Linked DNA regions of Homo sapiens: region 2 is linked to region 1. The links are chromatin loops, found by intact Hi-C in ENCODE. Cell type or tissue: breast epithelium. All regions are shown on one strand. Each heading gives the region's core, and the rest is flanking DNA. Links, peaks and the distances in the headings are about the cores only.

Region 1 (5,363 bases), core at 289-5,288:
TTTTTAATATTCAGTCAAGTTTAAAATGGCCTGAAGTAGAATTGTAGAGTCCAGGCCGGGTGCAGTGGCTCATGCCTGTAATCCCAGCACTTTAGGAAACGGAGGTGGGAGCATCACTTGAGCCCAGGAGTTTGAGACCAGCCGGGACAACATAGTAAGACCCCATCTCTAAAGAAGTTAGCTAGGTGTGCTGGTGTGTGTGTAATCCCAGCTACTTGGGAGGCTGGGGTGGGAGGATCACTTGAGCTCAGGAGTTCAAGGTGGCAGTGAGCTGTGATTGCATCACTGTACTGCAACCTGGGCCACAAGTGAGGCCCTGTGACTTAACGAAACATCAGAATGCAAGGCATACACATTTATAAAGTCTTTGACCTCATGTCTGATGGTTCTCCCAAAAGCCTCCAGTTGGTGCCGGTGCTGGCGTGTGGAGGGCTGACTCTTGGCGTGATGCCTGTGCAGGTGCTCCTGTTTCACAGTTTTCCTCAAGTGTTCTCCGTGCTCGTCGTCACTTCATACCTGTGGCAGACACTGGACTACAGCTGCGGCGCCTTGCAGAATGAGTCTTCCCTTCCCTGATAGGAAGGCGTTAGGGCAACTCGTCTGGAGGGGCCGTGTTTTGATTCTGAACTTAGAGAACAGTGGGGGGTTTTCCTGGCACAGTGGCCAGCAGAGCTGTCTGCTGGCAGAGAAGAGGATCTTGAGTAGTGGTTCTCAAGTCTTCGTACTCCACGTAGACCCTAGGGAGCCCAGGAGACTGCTCCTTCCTGCCCTCCCACTCCGGACATCAGTCCCATTCAGAGCAGGTTGATGTGTGGTTGAGGAATCTGTGTTTTACCCTAACCTCTCCTTGTACCCTCTCCACGATCCCTATCCTGACAGCTGTGGACCATAGACGGGGTCCAGTTGTGATCTGATCCATCAGCCTCTGTGACTGGTGGAAGGCATGCTTATTTTGAATATTGTTCAACTGATGTGAAGTTTTTTAGTTGCTGCTTAAAAGAAGTAAGAATATTCATGTAAAATACCTCTTAGATCCTTAATAATGAAAGTAGTGTAGGTTTTGCTTTTGTAAGTTACTAATGATTGCAGAATGAAAGCATTCTCTTAACGGTGGTTTGGCAGGTCAGGCTCTGAGTGCTATGTGGCCGGATCGTCAGGGGCTAGTGTAGCTGGGGATGGTACAGGGGACTGAAGGGTGCAGGCGGCCTGTTGATTTCATGGGCTGGGCTGCGGTGTGTGGCATCCTGGTGCAGTGCTGCTGCTGCCTGTAATTGGGCTTGGGGGTTCACACACTATGTGGCCGCTGCTGAGAGAGGACTACTCTGGCTGTTTTTCCTCTGTCATTTTTTTTTTTAAATTGATCTAAAAGGAAAGGTCAGGAGATTCAGCCACAACAAAGACGGTTTTTGCCCTTTCTGGGGAAGATTGCTGTGTCAGGCCTCGTGCAGAGCACGTGGGAATCCCTGTGGGGTGGGCTTATGTCTTTTGAGAAGTCCAGGAAGAGCTCATCAGGAAACGGAATAGGCGTTGCTACCATGACGCAGCCCTGCACTGCGCATTCATTTTTTAGTGAATATTTTTTACTTCTGTGGGGGAGTTGGTTTTTCAGCCGAGGATGTGAAGTTGGCGGGAATTAAATATTGGTAGAGGCGCAGGGAGTCTGGATTCAGTATCTGGAGTAGTCAGTCTCTTCCTTGGCTTTTAAGGGTTTTCTTGTAGGAAGGCAGAATAGAGTCCCTCCTGTTATCTGGTCATTTTTAACAGCGATGCATATTTTGGGATGCTGATAATCTGATTTGAGTTGTGTTAATGTATAGCAATGGTCCCCACCCTTTTCGGCACCAGGGACTGGTTTCACGGAAGACAGTTTTTCCACCGCTGGTGGGGAGGGATGACGGTTTCAGGATGAAACTGTTGCACCTCAGATCATCAGGCATTAGATTGTCCTAAGGAGCTCACAACCTAGATTCCGCAACCTGGATCTATGGTGTGTGCAGCCCACAACAGGGTTCTCACTCCTGTGAGAGTCTAATGCTGCTGCTGCTTTGACAGGAGGTGGGGCTCAGCCTTTGATGCCTGCTGGCCCCCTCACCTCCTGCTGTGCGACCTGATTCCTAACAGGCCATGGACCTCCAACTGGCAGGCAGCAGGGCGCCTGGGCCTCTGTCCAGGCCAGCGCTGGCTGGCTGCCTTCTGCTATGTGTTGGTTGGTTGGCTGGCGGGTGTTTTTGTAGCACATTGGATGACTAGTGGATACTTTTTAACAGTCTCTCATTGTCTTCTCCATTCTAGCAACAGACAGGACATCATGTGGATACTTTGTAACAGTCCCTCATCTTCTCCATTCTAGCAACAGACACATATACTTGACGTCATAATGGTTTGGAAATGAGGGGGGTAATGGCAATGCTGACCTCAAGACCAAAACTCACGTGCGGGAGCATCCGTGCCTCGTTGGAGGGCTGCGTGTGGCCAGCGCTAGCAGCTATTTTGAGATCTCTTCAGTCTCTTGCTTGAGTGGGAGTTGCCTGCAAAGCTGCCCCATTGCGACTTTGCAGCATAGATCTCCGTACTGTTTCTTATTTTTGTTTCTGTGTGTTTGTTTTAAATGTGTGTGCGCTCATGTGAGTTTGAAGGGAGTTAGATGCAACAGCAGGAGCTGTGCTCAGGGCAGTGGTGTTAATTATGGAGGGCGTGGGAAGGGCTGGGAAGAGGAGGGGGTTGTAAGACTCCCCTTTTCCCTCGCATGTAAACAGATGCTGGTGACTGAAAGTCTGTCTGCGGTTATTGGCAAGAGTGACTGGAAACTGTGAAACACTAAAAACACCAGCATCTGGTGTTTGCAGAGCATTTTCCTTTGACGAAGGTGTGTCCTGGTGGAGATGGGTCACAGCTGGGGGTGCAGGCAGCTCCCAGGAAGGTGGGAGCCACCCTCCGCTGGGCTGGGCGGGAGAGAGGCCCTGTTGCCCAGTCCGGCCTGGATCCTCCCAGCATTAGGCTCTGGAGCAGGAGGGGAGGCGGCTGCTCCTGGGAACCCCCAAAGTAGGGTTTCCCCTCTCCCCACCCCCACAACTTGTCAATCTCCCGTTGTGCTGCTCAGCCCTGGGCCTCTGGGATAGGGAGCAGAGCGGAGCCGGTGGTCCCCTCGGGATGCACACATGTCGGGTGGGATCACTGGAGCTCTCTCATTTCCCTCCTCAGTCACGGTGGGCCTGCCCTGCCGGCTGAGCTTGCTGGCTTTGAAGATTCAGAGTTTGGTTAGGTCTGCCTGCCACACATCACAGCCAGCGTTTCTCCAGGCACTTGCCACCTTCTCTTCCTGTCCCCTGGAGAAGGTGCAGGGGGTTGGGGGAGATTCGTCTCCCTCCATTGGTTTCTGGGCCAGTGCCCTCTGAGGGATGATCTGTGACTCCACTTTAGGACCCCGCCCGATAGGTGTTTCATAACAGCTTTCTCTGAGATGTGATTCATATACCCTCAAATCACCCTTTAAAATGTGTCATTCATTGGTCTTTAGCATGTTCACAGAATTGCGCAGCCAACACCATGATCTAAAGTTGGTGCATTTTCATCCCCCAGAAAGAAAAACCGTCTTTTTAGCAGACACCCCACCGTCCCCGGTCCCTGCTGTCTGTGTCTGTGGATCTGCCTCTTCTGGGTATTTCATAAAAGCGGAATCAAAACACGTGGCCTCTGTGACGGGCTCTTCTTTCCGCGTGGTGCTGTCAGGACGTGTCCTGCTGTTGCGAGTATCAGCACTTCACTCCCGTGGCCAGATGAGGTGCTGGTGTGTGGATGTATGACGTGCTGGTGTGTGGATGGATGACGTGCTGGTGTGTGGATGGATGACGTGCTGGTGTGTGGATGGATGACGTGCTGGTGTGTGGATGGATGAGGTGCTGGTGTGTGGATGGATGAGATGCTGGTGTGTGGATGAGGTGCTGGTGTGTGGATGGATGACGTGCTGGTGTGTGGATGGATGAGATGCTGTTGTGTGGATGAGGTGCTGGTGTGTGGATGGATGAGATGCTGGTGTGTGGATGAGGTGCTGGTGTGTGGATGGATGACGTGCTGGTGTGTGGATGGATGAGATGCTGGTGTGTGGATGGATGAGATGCTGTTGTGTGGATGGATGAGGTGCTGGTGTGTGGATGGATGAGGTGCTGGTGTGTGGATGGATGAGATGCTGGTGTGTGGATGGATGAGGTGCTGGTGTGTGGATGAGATGCTGGTGTGTGGATGGATGAGGTGCTGGTGTGTGGATGAGATGCTGGTGTGTGGATGGATGAGGTGCTGGTGTGTGGATGGATGAGGTGCTGGTGTGTGGATGGATGAGGTGCTGGTGTGTGGATGGATGAGGTGCTGGTGTGTGGATGGATGAGGTGCTGGTGTGTGGATGGATGAGATGCTGGTGTGTGGATGGATGAGGTGCTGGTGTGTGGATGGATGAGGTGCTGGTGTGTGGATGGATGAGGTGCTGGTGTGTGGATGGATGAGGTGCTGGTGTGTGGGTGGATGAGGTGCTGGTGTGTGGGTGGATGAGGTGCTGGTGTGTGGATGGATGAGGTGCTGGTGTGTGGATGAGGTGCTGGTGTGTGGATGGATGAGGTGCTGGTGTGTGGGTGGATGAGGTGCTGGTGTGTGGATGGATGAGGTGCTGGTGTGTGGATGGATGAGGTGCTGGTGTGTGGATGAGGTGCTGGTGTGTGGATGGATGAGGTGCTGGTGTGTGGGTGGATGAGGTGCTGGTGTGTGGATGGATGAGGTGCTGGTGTGTGGATGGATGAGATGCTGGTGTGTGGATGGATGAGATGCTGGTGTGTGGATGGATGAGGTGCTGTGTGGATGGATGAGGTGCTGGTGTGTGGATGGATGAGGTGCTGGTGTGTGGATGAGGTGCTGGTGTGTGGATGGACCACGTTTTGGTTTTCTGTTGGGCACTTGGGTTGTTTCCACTTTTCTGCTCTTGCAGTGTTGCTGTGAAAGTTCACGGACAGTGCATACATCTTTGTATGCACCGGAGCACTTGGGAGATGATCGGTACTGTTTGGTTGGATGAAGATATAGATGTGTGTGTGTGTGTGTGTGTGCACGTCCGTGTGTGCGCAGGCATACGCACTGTTTTCTCCTGATGTGAGGAAGGGTCCTCATTTGGTCCTCAGCTAAAGCTGCATCTGAGTGAAAGTCAGTTTCCTGGAGAAGGCTCCTCGGCAGGATGATTCCGTTACTTTACGATTCTGTAGTGAAGGACCGCAACGAGTTAGCTAACAGTGACTGGCCTCTGAGAGTCTCAGGTGTGAAGTACAGGTCACCATAGGAATGGACACACCCTGCTCTGCCCTCTGGGTGGTGGGTTGGGTTGC
Region 2 (5,363 bases), core at 222-5,221, 50 kb after region 1:
GAGAGAAAGCAAGCTGCCCTGAGCCCAGCTTTCCGTGGCATCGTGGCCTCAGGCAGGTGTATTGTGAGTCTTGGGCCCCATGACAACTTGGTTGGGCCGGGCCAGCCTGCAGGGGGCAGAGAACAGCCAAGGGCCCAGCCCTGCCCACTGATGCCACCCCTGGTGCAAAGTTCCCCCACCCCAGCGAGGAGGAAGGGCCGGATGCTAGTCAGCCTGTAGTGGGGTAGCAGGACAGAGTGGGGTGGTCAGTGGCACCTCTTCTGCCACAGTCCAGCCCGTGCTCTGGGCCGGGAAGCAGGTACGGACGCTGTGGGCGAGGGCGTGGCTGCCCGCAGGAGGGAAGCTTCTGTCTCCCCAGCCATCCTCCAACCCTGGACCCCACCATCAGGTCATATCCATCATTTCACCAAGAGGGAAACAGCCAGGGCCAGAGTTCCTTCACCAGTAGAGCGGTAGGGAGAACCTGTGCTTCCATCCTAAGGGACTTTACCCTGAATTGCCAGGGCCCTACACGGGCCAGAATCCCAGGCCCATCTGTGGCCAGTGGGACCCTATGTGGGCTAGAATCCCAGGCCCATCTGTGGCCAGTGGGACCCAGGGCCTCTGGCGTGTGAGCTCTGCAGCATGTTGGGAATGGTGGAGGGGGATGGCCAGAAGACAGCACCCCAGACCCTGCTGGTGGCCCAGGGGAGACACTGCAGAGAGCTGTACCCCTGTGAGGGGGTGGCACTGAAGGCACTCAGCCCAGCCTGGCACCCGACTGCCCTGACACCTGTCCCCTGACATGGATGCCGGCTGGCACGGGCCCCTCCTGCTTCCCACCAACAGGGCCTGGAACAGTGCTTAGGATTGACCGCGCCTCTACACACCATCTCCCCTCACAGACCTGGCAGAAAACACAGCTCCAAAGCTGTGGGGAGGGAGACGGGGAGGGAGACAGGGAGGGAAACCTTGTTTGCACCAGCACCAGGTACCCCAGGGTGGCCACTTCCAAGGAGCTCAGCTGGCATCCTCCAGGGTGGGTGGGACATGATGCTGCAGCTGACGGGACCTCCAGATTAGCCCCAGCTGGAGACCGGGCAGGACCAGGGCAGCATGTAGCACCCTGCGTGTCGCTAACTCATCCCAGAGGCCAGCTTGGCACTTGTCCCCAGCTTGTGCATTGACCCCCAGGGAGGTTCATTTAAAAGCACCCAAAAGTGTCAGTGCATTAAGCAGGCTAAAAATAGAACCCGTCCCTACACCTCCCACCCTGCCCACTGCTTGGCTGTTCCTAAAATAACCGCGCGCGCACAGCCACGCACACATCTCCGGCTGCGATGGGGAAAATCAAGTTGTAAGTGTGAGCTGGTATTTTGGTCCCAGCAGGAGCATAGGGGCTGTTCTCTGTGGGCTTTGGGGAACGGGGAGGCATCTTAGGAACCCAACAGGACAGACAGACGTCCGCAGTGGTTCCAAGGAGAGGCAGAAACAGGCATTGCCGCCCGGCAGGACGTGCCCCTTCAAAGGGGTGTCACGCGGTGACCCCTCTGGGGGTGGGGCTGGCAGGAGGAGAAAACCACAGCTCCCCTAGGTCAGGGGCAGGGACAGACACCGACCCCTGCCGCAGCGTCGACAATAAACCTACCAATGGTCCCCCCTGCCCGGCCCACACGCCCTGAGCGCCCCCTGCGGACACCCCCCTGCGTCCTCACACCCGAGGGGCAGACTGGCTTGCAGCACTTCTGTTCAGCACCACGCACTGCCTGGCAGCCACGAGCGAGCAGAGCCCTGCTGGGGTGAGGGCCTGGCCGTGCGCAGATCCTATGTAGCCACCGTCCCACAGCCCTTCATTCCCAAAGCCCTTCATTCCTGCAGCACTGGTCAAGGGAGCAGGGTGGGATTTGCAGAGTGAAGGTCCCTTCAAGGGGAGGCCAGCCCTGTGTGAGGCACCAGGACCCCCAGCCTCGCACACCGAGTCTAGCCTGGGACCCCCAGCCTCGCGCCGAGTCTAGCCCAGGGGGACGCTGTTCTTCCCTCCAAGCTGCCTGCCCTGGAGGAACGAATTTGGGGGGGGGGTGCTGGGTGAGGCTGACGGTGAGTTGCACACAGCGGGCCTCACGTGGGAGCCGGCTCCAACCCCAACACCCCCCATGGGTGAGAGAAACCTGGACTGGCAGCTCCCCCCAACCCCAGACCTGACTCCCAGCCCCAGGGCCAGCCTTGCCCCCAGCTGTTTCGCCTCTGGGTTCCTATCCAGGACACAGGACACTCAAGCGGTCATCTCACGGCCCAAGGCTACTGACCAGGGGCACAGACTCTTGGAGCAGCTGGGGTTGAGCACGTTGCGGGGAGCGCAGGGATCCCATGCTGCCTGGAAACCAGGAGTTTCGTGTGCTTTCTGGACAACCTGGGGGCAGCCTCTCACGGAAAGAGGTATGACACCTGCCCCACCTGGCTTCCTAGGGGAGGGTCCCAGCGACCTGAGGGCCACCACTCCCGGCTGTACCCCCACCCTACTCCACCCCTGGAGAGGAACAGGGGAGCAGTGACCTTGCTGGAAACCCTCAGGAAACACCAGGTCAGCAGAGAGGTGGATGTTGCCTCCACTGGGACCAGCCTGGTGGCCGCCCACTCACCGTACTGGACTTGAGCTCATCCCCATTCTCCTCGTCGGACTCTAGAGCGACAGGCAAGGATTTCTGGGGCGGGGAGAAGGTCAAGTCCCAACGCAGCAACCGGGGCTCGGCCCCGCCCAGCCGCAGGCTCGCCAGTTTCTGCACGGCGGGCTCCGCGGAGGAGGCCGGCCTGAAGTTCTCCTTGTTCTGGGCCTTGGACCGCAGTCTCTGCACCCCGAAGCCCCGGTCCTCGGGGCGGTGGTCGTCCCCCAAGCCCCGGCAGGCGCCGCCCTTGCTGTAGCGTCTTTTCTGGGGATGCGTCTCCATCCTCAGCAAGGGTTTCATCTCCATCCGGTAGTTGCTCAGCTTCTCCTCCTGCAGCTCCAGCAGCCTGGAGCCTCCGGGGCTGTGGTTGCTGGCCCGGTGGTGGGAAGTCCACGTGAACACGGGGGGTGACTCCGTCCGCCGCTCCCGCGGCTTGGGGTTCCCGGGCTGCTTGCGGCCCGAACCTCGGGTGCGGAAGTCATCCACGAGCAGGCCGCCGCGCAGGGCACCGCTGCGGACACCCCTGGAGCCCCCGGCCTGCTCCTCGCCCCAGCTGCTGCGGGCGCAGTCCCCGGCCCGGCCCTCCAGGAGCATCTGGATGTCCCCGCCCCGCTCCTCGTCCACCGACACCTGCCTCGAGAAGTGGGCGACCTTGTTCCTGGCGGCGGGCGCGGGCGGCGGGGTGGCCGCGGGGCTGGTGGGGAAGCTCTGCAGGGGGCTGTCGTCGGGGGTCAGGTCGGAGGGAGTGGTGCCCTTGCGGTACAGCTCGGGGCTCTCCTGCTGCAGGGGTGTCCCGGTGGACAGCACCTCGATGTCGTCACAGGAGGTCTGACGCTTCGGCCTCTGGTACTCCAGCCCTGTATGGGGACACAAGACGACGCCAGACGGCGTTACCCAGCACATTCCACAGCGAGGCCGCGGTCCCCGGGCCAGGGCGCCAGAGGGAACCTCAGGGCAGCAGAGGCGCTTCCCACTCACCGAAAGGCTGCAGGCAAGGGAGGGGAGTGGGGACCGTGGCTCCCAAAGCCCTCTGTGGGACCCCCGTGGTCCCCACCCCACAGACACTTGGAGGGAGACTGGCTAGGCCCAGGCACCACAGGAAGGGCGGACAGCAGCTCCCAGGCTACAAGGGAGACCCAAGGCTCGGAAAGTGCGTGAGGACGCTGGGGTGTGGACTCAGGTCCCACCAACCCTGACTCGCCTGTCCTGAGGGTAAGAGGAAGCCCCTCACCCTAGCTGACCACCTGTCTGGGGAGGCCGAGCTGTCACAGCAAGGCCGCCAACACCCCTACCCGCCTGGGACTGTGTCTCAGGGTGCTGGGACAGTCTTGCTGAGAAACAGCCAGTGCCGGGGCCAGCGTGAGAGCCCAGGAGCCGACTTCCCTCCCCACCTTTCGAGGCTGCTGGGGCTTCAAGTCCTAGGGCGGGGCTCCCCGGAAGGGGAGGTCACCACAGGACCCAGGGGCCAGCTCTGCAGCCAGCAGAGTCCCTGTCGTCTGCCGGTGGCTCAGTCCCCATCAGCCCCCACCCGGAGGCCTGGATAGGGAGGGGCAGCATTGTAGGACTAGCCCCGAGACTTCTCCGGAGCTCCGTGAGCCCCCAGCAGGAGGTGAGAACCAAGAACATTGACTGGGATCTCATTTCCTGCCAACGCAGGGACACGGGAGCCATGCCCGACTTTATTCCATTAGGAGAAACCCAAGAACGCGGCGCTTCTTACCCTCCGGGGAACAGTTACACGTTCATCTCAAGTAGCGTCCTAGGCTCAGCACAGAACAGTGGGACCCCCGCCCCCAGCATCCCCGTCCTGCCCGAGCCAAAATGGTGCAGAGCTCTGTGGGAATTTGGGGAGTCTTCCCTCTGAGGACGGAGGTCTCAGAGCTCTACCCGGGGCGGCCACCTCATGAGACCAGCTCGGACACCAAGAGCCACTGCCCATCTTAGAGTCTCTCACGCTCGGACATTCTCCTGGCCTGTACCCCAGTCTGACCTTTTGGCAGGAGAAGGTCTGGGAGACGCCTGTACCCCAGTCTGACCTTTTGGCAGGAGAAGGTCTGGGAGACATGGCTACCCTCGGTGTGGCACCAGATAGTCCCTCCGTTTGTAAAGAGACGTTAGCAAGCAGATTCGGGGCACGCTGCGACGCCACCAGGCTGGGCTGCTGTGTCCTCCTCCTTGCTGGTCTAAGAGGCAGTGCTGAGCAGAGCGAGGCCATGGCCCTGGCCTGGGGCTTGGGGCACAGCTGGGTAGCTCTGGGTGGGTGGCCAGCCCTCCCAAGTCTGAGTTCCTGTCACACGGGGGTGTGGGTGGGCCACTCTGAGGTCTCAATGACTGCTTCTCTGTGGTCACTCCCCAGAAACAGGGCTGGGCTGGTTGGGTGTCCCCCGAGCAGAGCAGGGAATGGGCCAGAGAAGGTCTGTGTAGAACTGTGCTGACATCCACGTACCCACCTGACGCCCAGCCCCACCACCTCTCTCCCCGTGAGGGTCCTGTGTGGAGGGCAGCCCTGGCCCCATCAGAGGCCCCCAATCATGCCCACGGATCACCCACATCGTACCTCCTCCTTGGCCAGGATGGGACTTCCAAGGGGCTGGCATTCCTGTGCCTTAGACGCTATGGACCTAGCAGGCTGGGATCAAGGCCCCCCCCATCCCCCGATGGCGCCCCGGCCTTTCCCACCAGGTCGTCCACCCACTGCTGCCGAGATCAGGCCTGGCTGGC

Evidence for each region. Peaks named below come from ENCODE experiments on the same cell type or tissue, not always from the same donor. Only the 100,000 strongest peaks of a DNase experiment are listed, where the experiment ranks them.
Region 2: it touches region 1 in a loop (11-fold over the local background); 4 of 110 quality-filtered maps call a loop at or near these places.

What each region holds. Positions count from the first base shown.
Region 1 is chr16:87,738,085-87,743,447 of GRCh38, reverse strand. All of the region lies in intron 5 of KLHDC4 (kelch domain containing 4), which reads left to right. It overlaps LOC124903751 (a long non-coding RNA gene), which reads left to right and starts at 466. Exons shown (of 2, transcript XR_007065173.1): 1 at 466-2,866; 2 at 3,580-3,685. In breast epithelium, for the core only: no CTCF peak of the experiment used is centred there; no DNase peak of the experiment used is centred there.
Region 2 is chr16:87,687,782-87,693,144 of GRCh38, reverse strand. JPH3 (junctophilin 3) reads right to left here. Exons shown (of 5, transcript NM_020655.4): 4 at 2,619-3,499. Among named protein-coding and RNA genes, the nearest start is that of KLHDC4, 76 kb to the left of the region's middle. In breast epithelium, for the core only: no CTCF peak of the experiment used is centred there; no DNase peak of the experiment used is centred there; H3K27me3 peaks cover 4,081 bases.